Regions from separate parts of the Homo sapiens genome. Here region 1 is linked to region 2. The links are chromatin contacts, found by Hi-C or POLR2A ChIA-PET in ENCODE. All regions are on one chromosome and are shown on one strand. The core of a region is the stretch at or near the end of the contact, and the rest is flanking DNA. Distances in the headings are between cores, read along the strand shown. Region 1 holds the start of CENPS (centromere protein S). Region 2 overlaps KIF1B (kinesin family member 1B).

The links. Hi-C counts contacts between places; a loop is a spot of excess contacts on that map. ChIA-PET counts read pairs that join two places held with the same protein, here RNA polymerase II (POLR2A). Pooled maps may share reads with other maps.
Region 1: a pooled map shows a loop between it and region 2 (2.3-fold over the local background). The contact joins the promoter of CENPS here to the enhancer-like site in region 2. A Hi-C loop is called at or near these places in 5 of 50 pooled maps. POLR2A ChIA-PET finds 5 or more read pairs at or near these places in 3 of 52 experiments (PC-3, activated CD4-positive, alpha-beta T cell and common myeloid progenitor, CD34-positive).

Annotation. Positions count from the first base shown.
Region 1 is chr1:10,428,721-10,434,738 of GRCh38, forward strand. CENPS (centromere protein S) reads left to right here and starts at 1,713. Exons shown (of 5, transcript NM_199294.3): 1 at 1,713-1,848; 2 at 5,122-5,245; 3 at 5,937-5,970. The coding sequence starts at 1,798. It overlaps CENPS-CORT (CENPS-CORT readthrough), which reads left to right and starts at 1,713. Exons shown (of 4, transcript NM_199006.3): 1 at 1,713-1,848; 2 at 5,122-5,245; 3 at 5,937-5,970. The coding sequence starts at 1,798. RefSeq lists a silencer at 1,811-2,060 and enhancers at 2,311-2,360, 4,436-5,016.
Region 2 is chr1:10,281,137-10,286,492 of GRCh38, forward strand. It overlaps KIF1B (kinesin family member 1B), which reads left to right. Exons shown (of 49, transcript NM_001365951.3): 15 at 1,186-1,397. Among named protein-coding and RNA genes, the nearest start is that of KIF1B, 73 kb to the left of the region's middle. RefSeq lists an enhancer at 2,177-2,226. Within about 2 kb of position 2,440, at least 3 of the 41 ENCODE cell types and tissues checked have a DNase peak (open chromatin) inside an H3K27ac peak, as active enhancers do.

The DNA.
Region 1 (6,018 bases), core at 463-2,962, 150 kb after region 2:
AGGCTGGTCTTGAACTCCTCACCTCAAGTGATCTACCTGCCTCGGCCTCCCAAAGTGCAGGAATTACAGGTATGAGCCACTGCTCCTAGCCTCTGAGGCTCTTAAGTGCCTCTGTATTGCACACATGTCACTGGAATACTGTTCTTTAATCCTGGGAAGCAACTGCTTTAAAATGAGGGAACACACAGGTACAAAGCACAGGAACTTCCTGGGACGAATTGTTACAATTTCTTTAGCTCTTATGTGAGGCAATTGTTTAAAACCTGACACCTGCCCTGTGAAGTTGGAACTACTGTCCCCAGTTGATAAATAAGGGACATGAAGCTTGGCCACGTCCTGTGACTTGCTTGGGGTCACCAGGCTCAAGGGAGGGAGCTGGGCTTTGCAGCCACAGTGTGCTCTAAATGGGGCTGCTCACCAACCAGCGACCGGCCTTCTCTCCTGCTGCAGGCTTGGTCTCACTCTGGATGGCCTGCCCTGCCCAGCCCCATGCTGCCCATTAGGGGAATCCGTCAGAGGCTTGCCCTGCTTGGGCAGGAGGACTGTCCAGGTAGACTGGGATGCCCACAGAGAGCAGTGGACAGAGGCGAGAAGTGCCTGTCATTTCCAGATGCCACCCACTGAGCAGATGCAGAGGAAAGTCCTCAGAAGGCTGATTCCTCCAAAAAGCTTTGATCTGGGTTTCAGCCCCTGGCAAGCTTAGGGAACTTGAGGGACGTCCCTGGGAAAGGAAGACAAGGAGTGGCTTTATGTGCTTTCCTTCGTTCTGAAAGTAGCACCTGCTTGTGACAAATGCAGAATACAGAAATATAGGCAATAAAAAATAATAAAACAAAAACCTAGAAATACAGGCAGGGCATGGTGGCTCACACCTGTAATTCCAGCACTTTGGGAGGCTGAGGTGGGATGATTGTTTGAAGCCAGGAGTTTGATACCAGCCTGGGCAACATAGTGAGACCTGGTCTCTACAAAAAATAAAAATTAGCCAGGTGCGCTGATGCAGGCTTGTGGTCCCAGCTACTTGGGAGGCTGAAGTGGGAGGATCACCTGAGCCCAGGAGGTGGAGGTTACAGTGAGTCTTGGTGGTGCCACTGCACTCCAGCCTGGGCGGCAGAGTGAGACCCTGCCTCTCAAAAAACTACAATAAAAACAAACCAAAATTGGGTTTGATGGTCTCACTTCATCGTTAACATAAAGGAAAAACAGTAACACTTGTGTCAGAACTATACTCCTGCCAATGGCAACAACGCAGTTCCTGTTCCACTCGCTGAATGAGGTCACGGGTCGTTCACTCATTGTAGTCTTTGTGACGCTATTGTTGGTGATAGAATGATAAAGTTGATGGTCGATTTTGCAAGATACACCTGAGGTACAGGTGCATGGAGCTCCTGATAATGTGTACTGCGTTACATGATCTGTAAATCGTGGGCTACGCATCCTCTACACCCGACTGGAACACGCTTTGCACCTATGCGCACACGTGTTTCGCGGAGAGTGGTGCTCAGCGTTGTGCCAGGCGCTGAATCAGGCTCTGGGGTGCAGCAGTGACCTCGGTGGTCATGTCCCCGCGTCGCCCGGCCACCTCCGCAGAGCAAGCTGAGCAGGGGGCTGGCTGGAGGCCGACGGCGGAATCCCCTCAACGGAGCGCCGCCAGGGGGCGCGCGAGGCAGGGCGGAGCTGCGTACTTTGTCCGCCCGCGCGGCCCGTCGCTCGCGCCGCGGCGGGAAAATCCGACCTGGCCGCGCACCACCGCCCCTTCTCGGCCCTCCTGCGTTTGCCCAGGGTCGGCCCGCAGTGATGGAGGAGGAGGCGGAGACCGAGGAGCAGCAGCGATTCTCTTACCAACAGGTACAGGAAAACGGGGGTCGGGCTGGGCTGGGGCAGGACGGCGTCGAGTTTCTGGACAGAAAAGTACCCGGCAGCCCCCGGCGGCTTCTCATCGGCACCCCGCCCCCGGGCGCCCCCCGCGGCTGCGCATGCGTTGGCTTAACTGCCGCGGGTGGTGCTGGGAGGCGGTTTCCGCGGCAACGCGGCTGGACCCTGGCCTGCGCTGGCTGGGGAGGAAGCGGTTCTAGGGGAGCGTGCGGGCGCCGGGGTCCGGCGGCGAGAGGCCACCTTCTGGCCTTGCGATGAATCCTCGGTTTCCCCTTCTCAGATGGGGTTTTCGTGAGGGTACAACGTCGGCATTAGACATTCCAGGTGACGCCCGTACGCGGTGGGCGGTTCGGGCCGGAGCTCTGGAACGCTGGCCCTGGAGGCGTCGACCCCTCGTTACTGATGCAGGGACGCGGTGCGGACCAGTCAGGCCCAGAGCTCGTCCTTAGATGTGGGTTCGAATCTCTGCCCCGCCAACTTGTGATCGTATCGACTCGGCCCAGACGCAATTTTCTTCTCTGCAAAATCGTCATAAGAATAATCACTTGTCAGGGTAGCTGCGGGCATCCCATTCGTTCCTTTCATCAGCGCCGGGCATATGGGGCGTCAGAGGCTGAGAACGTTGCCGTGAAGAGGCTTAAAAGCAAGACCCGGAGTGGCGACCTTAAAGAGGACGGACTGAAGAAACGCGGGAATGAGCTCCAGACGCGGGAGTTTCCTCTCTACAAAGTTACACTGCAGCAGCTGTCTACCCTGCCCCTTGTCTTTTGAGAAGTTCAAACCTTCAGAAAAGTTGCAAGAACACGGTACAGAATGCCCAGATGCCCGTCACCTTGATTCACCACTAGTTAGCATTTTGCTCTGTTTGCTCCCATGCTTCCCTCCCAGCCCCGCGATTGGAGAATTAATTGCAGATATTTTGACACTTCGCCTTTACATTTTAATTCTTTAGTACACATCTCCCAAAAACAAGGCATTGGCTGGGCGCGGTGGCTCACGCCTGTAATTCCAGCACTTTGGGAGGCCGAGGTGGGCAGATCACTTGAGGTCAGGAGTTCGAGACCAGACTGGCCAACATGGAAACCCCCTCTCAACTAAAAGTACAAAAATTAGCCGAGTGTGGTGGCAGGTGCCTGTAATCCCAGCTACTCGGGACGTTGAGGCAGGGGAATCGCTTGAACCCGGGAGGCGGAGGTTGCAGTGAGCCGAGATCGCACCATTGCACTCCAGCCTGGGTGACAGAGCGAGACTCCATCTCAGAAAAAAAAAAAAAAAAGGCATTCTCCTACTACATCATTTCAATAAATTGTCCCACTCAGGAAGTGGGACAATTAATTTTGATAAAACTCTATTGAATGTGCATTGTCAAGTGCCCCCACTTGTCCTAAAGATGTTTCTTTTAACTGTCTTTTTTCCTTCATCCAGGATTCAGTTAAGGATGGTGCATTGCATTTAGTCATCTTTGGTCCTGCCTACCCTGTTTTTTTTTGGTTGGTTTTTGTTTTTTTTGAAACGTAGTTTCACTCTTGTTGTCCAGGCTGGAGTGCAGTGGCTCCATCTCGCCTCACTGCAACCTCCACCTCCCAGGTTCAGGAGATTCTCCTGCCTCAGCCTCCTGAGCAGCTGGGATTACAGGCCCCTGCCACCACGCCCAGCTAATTTTGTATGTTTAGTAGAGACAGTTTCACCATGTTGGCCAGGCTGGTTTTGAACTCCTGACCTCAAGTGATCTGCCCGCCTTGGCCTCCTAAAATGCTGAGATTACAGGTGTGAACCACTGTGCCCGGCCTGTTCTTAGTCCCTAGAACAGAGCCTGGCTCTCAATAGACCAACAAATGCTTACTGATGAAGCTGCAAAGATGGGCTGAGAAATTTGCCCCTCAGCTGTGATTAGCTTGTAGACGATTTCCCCCCATTCATGTAACCAACTGTTCTAGGCACTTGGTAGGCAGCAGTGAACAAAATTGACAGGGTCCTGCCCTTGAGGAGTTTAGTGATTTAGCCTCTAAGTGCAGTGATACCCCAGCCCAGCCAGGGGGAGGGGAGGAGGAGGAGGAGGAAGATCTGAGAAAAATTCCTGGAGCCAAGAGCATTCAGAAGAATTCATGTCCTGTACCCTGACCCCCACCCATACCTAAAAAAGATGACCTTGAGCCGGGCAGGGTGTTGTGGGCCTGTAGTCCCAGCTACTCAAGAGGCTGAGGCAGGAGGTTCACTTGAGCCCAGGAGTTCGAGGCTGTAGTGTGCAGTGATCACACCTGTGATCTTCGTGCCTCCCAGGTTGATGCCTCTTTGGCTTCTCCTACCAGAGGCCTCAGCTTACCTAGTCTTGTGAGGTCTGAAATTCAGGAAAGTAGATGCCCTCCTCATCTGTCTGGCCTCTATCCTGAGTTCCTGGACTTGGGTTTTGGCAGTTCCTCCTCCTCTTGCCTATGCGTTGAACACTTGCTGGTAGATTTTATGCCCTTGTGGGTTCAGCTGTCATCACGTGCAGCTCAGCTGTGTCTTCGGCCCCGAGGCGGAGTACCCACAGGTGGGCTCAACAGAACTCTGTCGACACGTGGCTGAGACCATTGCTTAGCTTGTCTTGCAATTGAGGCTCATCCTCCCCTCTCGGTAATTTTCTGCAAGGGGTGGAGAGATCTTTTTCAGTATTGAAAAGGTTTGCCAAGGAGCAGTGAGGGCCCCGTGGAGGTGGCCTCCCAACCCTCCAAATCGAGAGGGGTGGGTGTGCCCTCTTGAGCCTTTCCCGTGTTGTACTTCTGTCCTCTGTGACGTGCAGGCCTGGGGCTGCCAGGGGCTTGCAGCAGAGGGATGGGATCCTTCTGTATTGTTGATTAACTGCCTTAAGGGCAAAGTTCCCTGCCCGGTTTTTCATTGTTTCCCAAACACCTAGCATATGCCCTTACTGAGTTGGAGCTCTGCAGATAGTTTGGAATAAGTGAGTGAAACCACTCAGGGCCTTGGCAGGCATCAGTCTGACCTGTCTCCCCACTGACTTGCCATCTAATTTCTTATCTTTACCTGACATAAATCATAACCATTAACAAGGAAGTAATGTTTCCACAAGTCGCACTCCAGTGGGTCTCATTAACTTATTAGTACACTTGAAAAGCCACTCAGCCATTATGGAAAGCGCCAGAGGGATTGGGCTGAGCAGACCCTCTCCTTGGTCTTCATTTTTTAAGGCGTGAAAAGCTCTTATTTGCAGCCTTACCCGTGAAATATTTTGATGTTTTTCCCCAGAGGCTAAAGGCAGCAGTTCACTATACTGTGGGTTGTCTTTGCGAGGAAGTTGCATTGGACAAAGAGATGCAGTTCAGCAAACAGACCATTGCGGCCATTTCGGAGCTGACTTTCCGACAGTGTGGTATGAAGCTTCGGCCTCCCCAGCCATGTCTGTAAACCCCAAAGGTTGATTTCACCTGGGAGCAGTGCGTGGGTGGGAGCTGTGGCGAGTCTGACCAGCAGACCAAGAATATTATCATCCTCATGCGTTCTTCGTGAAACACTTCTCTTCTTGGCTGTGAGATGTGGATATTTTATGGGAAGAACTATTTTTTTCCTATTACACTAACACTGGGGCATTAACGCCTTTATTTTATTGTTTTAAACTGCCCTGATGGCTAGAACATTAGACATTAAATTCTTTATTTCAGTGCTTTATAACGTTTTTATATCACCCATAGTTTCTTTGACAGCTGAGCTTGTAGCATTGGTATTTGCTTGACTTCAGAGGGGAAATGAAAGACCTCACAAGCCTTAACTGTAGCAGAAGTTAAAGGATAGTTTCTAGAAACCAAAGGCATAGTCACAATTAACGGAAGACTTGCCATGAAGGGTGAAGGGCTCTGGGAAGGACAAGGAGATCGTCATGAATAAAAAGCTACAGGCTCTTATGGAATGGTGGGGCTGCTGGAAATGCCTCCTTTCACCTTTAAGAGGGTTTGTTATATTAGTCAAGTCACTGTACTGGCTGTAGAAATCAAGGCTTCACTTTTTCTGCTTCTGAAATTAGATGGGAGGGTGCCTAAAGTGTGTATCTTTTTTTTCTCTTTCAGAAAATTTTGCCAAAGACCTTGAAATGTTTGCAAGGTGGGTAGAGAACTTGATTATCCGACACTGCGTCTGTGTAGCTTTTTG
Region 2 (5,356 bases), core at 1,190-3,689:
TAGTAGAGATGAGTAAGCCCAGGGAGAACTAATAGTATTTTTTTCCAGCTATGTGTATTGACTCATCTCCTTTGAGGAAAACTGACTTAGTTTTGATATGAATTTTAGTTTCTCAGGTTTAAAAATAAGCTAATTTTAAAGTTGGATTGCACCAATACTTAAGATTTACCTTTGGTATCTTTTTGCAAAGGATGACTAATGAAAGAAAGTAATGAAAGAAAGTACAAACAGCAAATTAATTAATTTTGTTGTTTGTGGCTTAATTTTTTTTTCTTTTACCAATACTGAGTGTAAAAGCAAAATTAACAGTTCTATTAAAGACTTAGTAAATGGAAGTATGTTCCTAAAACTTGCATTTTATACTAGGAAGCAGGCTTAGCAGTGACCCATGGTTGTACTGTTAGGCTAATTAAGGGCCTTAAATTAGCAAATAATCAGCCTTATTTTTTGCTTGCTCTGACAGAAGAATGGAACCTGCACTAAAACTCATTAATCTGCTAATTGTTCTTCCCTGTTGAGGCAATCAATTAGTCCTGAGTTTTTAACCAGGACTTATACAAAATTCCTCTCATTTCTATAATTACCCCTTTTTTATTTAAGACATATTAAAAATCCTTTTAGCATGTTGAAATGTTGCCATACAAAGCATACTACTCAGTGCACAAATTTTGTTTTAACTGTAACATTTTCTTGGAAATTTTTGCTGAATTACACGTAACACTGAGCCAGACCAATATGGATTATTATTGATAAATAAATGATCATTGTTTTCCCTTACTGTTACAAACTACTGGAAAAGTGTAAATCTGAAGACATTGTAGACTAGGAACACTAGAAAGACTAAATGGAAGGTAGTTTGGCTTTTTTAGGGAGAGTGCCTAAGCAGTATCCTTTGAGGCTCTGGTTTATCCCCCTGCGAGATACAGCGTTAACCTACATTGGAATCTTTTAGTTTGTAAATGCAGAAATGATTCTGAACCTGTAGGATACCACTATTAAAGACAGACATGTTTTAGAACTGCCATCTAGAACAGTTGTAACCTGTGTTTGTATTATAGCGTGTCTTGGTCTTGGCGCTTTAATGCTGTCCTTTCTTACAACGATATTCCTTCCTGTCTTTTTTTCTTCCTCTGCTTCTTTCCCTTTTCCCTACTTTTCCTGCCTTCTCTTCTTTCTATCTCCCAGATCTGAAAGATTTTCAGAACAATAAGCATAGATACTTGCTAGCCTCTGAGAATCAACGCCCTGGCCATTTTTCCACAGCATCCATGGGGTCCCTCACTTCATCCCCATCTTCCTGCTCACTCAGTAGTCAGGTGGGCTTGACGTCTGTGACCAGTATTCAAGAGAGGATCATGTCTACACCTGGAGGAGAGGAAGCTATTGAACGTTTAAAGGTAAGTAATAGTTCAGACTGAATACAAGGTATTCTATGTAGCTCCACAAGGAAGAACTAGGAGTAAAAATCACTAAGATTTCGACTCAGCATATGGAGAACTCTTTGACTCTTAGAAGTGTCCTGAAAATTGAATTTTGTGCTTTGTAAGTTAATTTCTTTTCATTAGAATGCCTGAGTCTGACATGGCCAGGCAGAGTTGGGAGAAGTGCATGGGCAGTTCATAGGCTGGCAAGGCAGAGTAACAGATTAATAGATGTGTACGTTAATTCTGGGATAGTACATCAAGTTACAGTGTAATTGTTTTGTTAGAAATTTATTTGGAAACGTGGTTTCATTGAAAGATGGAATTCTGTGTAGAGCCATGCTTCTGTTAATAAAGATGAAGTTTGGGCCGGGTGCAGTGGCTCACGCCTGTAATCCCAGCACTTTGGGAGGCCGAGGCGGGGTGGATCACGAGGTCAGGAGATCAAGACCATCCTGGCTAACACGGTGAGACCCTGTCTCTACTAAAAATACAAAAAATTAGCCGGGCGTGGTGGCGGGCACCTGTAGTCCCAGCTACTCCTGAGGCTGAGGCAGGAGAATGGCATGAACCCAGGAGGCGGAGCTTGCAGTGAGCCGAGATCGTGCCACTGCATTCCAGCCTGGGGGACACAGTGAGACTCCGTCTCAAAAAAAAAAAAAAAAAAAAAAAAAGATAAAGTTAGAACATTTGAGTAGCTGTTCCAGGTTTATTCAGATAGTTATTAAATTATATCTTCTAGAAGTTCACAGAAAGCCTTGATGCCCTATGATTACTGTACAGGAAGGTTATCTCCTCCTATGCTGGTACCCATGGGGTCACAGGGCCATAGTGCTGCATGTATGCAGATTACTGGCCTATGGCTCCCAGCTTTGCTGTTGGAGGTATTTCCCAGCCCCTTGCTGGCTCTGTCAGGTTCGATCTTATCTCTTTGTATGAATATGAAAGTTAAGAGCAGCAGAGCCTTCTGACTCATAGCTGCTTCTCTTCCTCCTCAATTAATTCAGTGCACAGACAGTTGTCACCTGCAGTGCTGAAAGCTGTTCAGGAATCCTGCCACCCATCAGATGACTGTGACAGCATCATCTGCTTTGAAGCAAATATTTTTTCTTTCCCTACTTGTCACCTCCAGGAAGATAGTTTGACCCATACCTTTTAGCCATTGTGTTCAAGAGTGCTAGGGTAGGGGACACAGGGAGGACAAAAAACACTTTTTAAGAGTCTGAGAAGTTGCAGTCATGCTGCCAGCCAGCAGTCTTCTTCACAGTCACTTGGTATTCCCCTTGACTGCCATTCATGCAAGGACGATAGAGAACAGTGACACATTGACACATTTAATAGGTAAAAGGCTTGCCGAAAAACTCTTTAACACTAAAGTGAATTAAGCTTGATAATTGAATATGTCAGATGCTTTCATTTTAATTTTCATGTGAGGCTGAAAAAGATTTTATATGAAGAAAGAGGTTCTGCTTTTTCTTTCTTAATCAGCCTACCTTTTCCCTTGACATTTTACTTACTTCAAAAGTACAGTGTGGGCCGGGCATGGTGGCTCACACCTGTAAACCCAGTACTTTGGGAGGCTGAGGCAGGAGGATCATTTTAGCTCAGGAGTTTAAGGCTGCAGTGAGCTGTGATTGTACTGCTGCACTCCAGCCTGAGTGACAGAGCAAGACTCTATCTCAAAAAAACATGCTTTAGAAACAAAAATAAGGCCGGGCACGGTAGCTCACACCTGTAATTCCAGCACTTTGGGAGGCCAAGGTGGGCGGATCATCTGAGGTCAGGAGTTCAAGACCCGCTTGGCCAACAGTGAAACCCCATCTCTACTAAAAATACAAAAAAATTAAGCCGGGCTTAGTGGCTCATGCCTGTAATCCCAGCACTTTGGGAGGCTGAGGCAGGCAGATCACTTAAGGTCAGGAGTTCAAGACCAGCCTGGCCAACATGGTGAAACCCCATCTCAACTAAAAATAAGAAAATTAGCCAAGCATGGTGGCACACGCCTGTAATCCCAGCTGCTTGGAGGGTGAGGCACAAGAATCACTTGAACTTGGGAGGCGGAGGTTGCACAGCCTGGAGATTGCGCCATTGCATTCCAGTCTGGGCGGCAGAGTGAGACTCTGTCTCAAAAAATAAATAAATAAAAATAGAAAAATTAGCCGGCCATGGTGACGTGCATCTATAGTCCCAGCCACTCGGGAAGCTGAGGCAGGAGAATCCCTTGAACCCAGGAGGCGGAGGTTACAGTGAGCTAAGATTGCGCCAATGCCCTCCAGCCTGGGCAACAGAGTGAGACTCCATCTCAAAAAAAAAACAAAAACAAAAATAATGTGCTTGTTTCTTCCTTCAGAACATGTAAGTGGAAAGTGAGTGAAGTTCTGCAACACCTAGCAAAGGGAGAAGGAGTGAGAAATCTTTCCATTAAATGTTGTAGGCTGCAGGGTAACTTTTACTGTTGGTAAAATTGACTTTGAAATTTTACTAAAGACCTTAGTGAAGAGGAGTGGTAAGACTCCATTCACACATTTTCTCACAATAGGCGTCAGTGACCATGTTGCTTTGCAGGGCTCTTTTCAGAGCCAGAGTGAGAAATAGGGAGCTCCTTGGGAATGAGAAGTAAAACTCCCACTTACTGAGTCCTTAATATAAAATGTTCTTTTTCTTTGGGGATCTTAAGTCTTAACTATTTGCTTATTAAAGCCTTAGCTCTTACACTTGAGATTACCCTTTCCTTTGACCTTCCTCTTGATGTAAAGGAGAAATTTCTCCCTAACTGCCAAGTGGGACCAATTGAAAATAATGTCACATGTTAGGAGTCAAGACATTAACCAGACTCTTCAAGATTCAGGTAACCCAGTGTCTTCCAAATAATTTCTAGGGAATAACACTGTCATTATTCAGGGAACTCTCCTTCCGACTTCCCTATGTCCCACTAAAGCAAGACAAAACTGTATTACTTCAATCAGAAAACAAATTTCTCTGTTTTAATTCTTCCTTACGCCAAAATAAAGAACTCTTCTGTTTTCCCTAGTTTTATTCTAGAAAGAAAACAGCTTCCTTAGTGTTTTGTGTTGTCTTGAGTTTTTAATGCAGTGTGGTAGTTCACTGAAGCATAAGCACCTTAGTTCTGCTCTTATTTTGTGAATGGTGAGAATTTCTTTCGGGCAGACCTGCATTTTAATGCTGCACGCAGATAACATCTTTCATCCGTAGCGCCAGGGCAATGGTTGTGCAGTAGAAATGCTTGAGAATATCTAGGAACTGGGTTCCTAAGGCATGGTGCTGCAGGAGAAAAATATTATAATGGAAAACAGCAATAGAGGAGGTTAGTTTATTTTCCTAACATTTTATTTCCCTTTGTTTCTTTTTGACTTTAAAAAAGGTCAGTTGATTGGATACTGTTTTTACACATGATGTTGCTGTGGCTTTGTTCACTGAATAGCCTTTTTCCATATGTTAGGTACTCATGTCACACCATTGTAAAGATGTTTTTTTTTTTTGAGACAGAGTCTTGCTCTGTTGCCCAGGCTGGAGTGCAGTGACGCGATCTCGGCTCACTGCAACCTCCGCCTCCCAGGTTCAAGCAACTCTCCTGCCTCAGCCTTCTGAGAAGCTGGGATTACAGGCATGTACCACCACATCTGGCTAATTTTTGTATTTTTAGTAGAGACGGGGTTTCGCCATGTTGGCCAGGCTGGTCTCAAACTTCTGACTACAGGTGATCTGCCTGCCTCGGCCTCCCAAAGTGCTGGGATTACAAGCATGAGCCACCATGCCAGGTCTTCCTGTCAAATAAGGTTTTAAACATGCAGCTGTAGCCACAGCTCTCGTGTTTATTAGTCTGGCATCACAGTCAGTACTGTGAGTGCCGTTGCTTAGGCTTAGCCTATAAATATCCACAAATATCCATTACAGAAGCAGGCAAGGGCAAATGC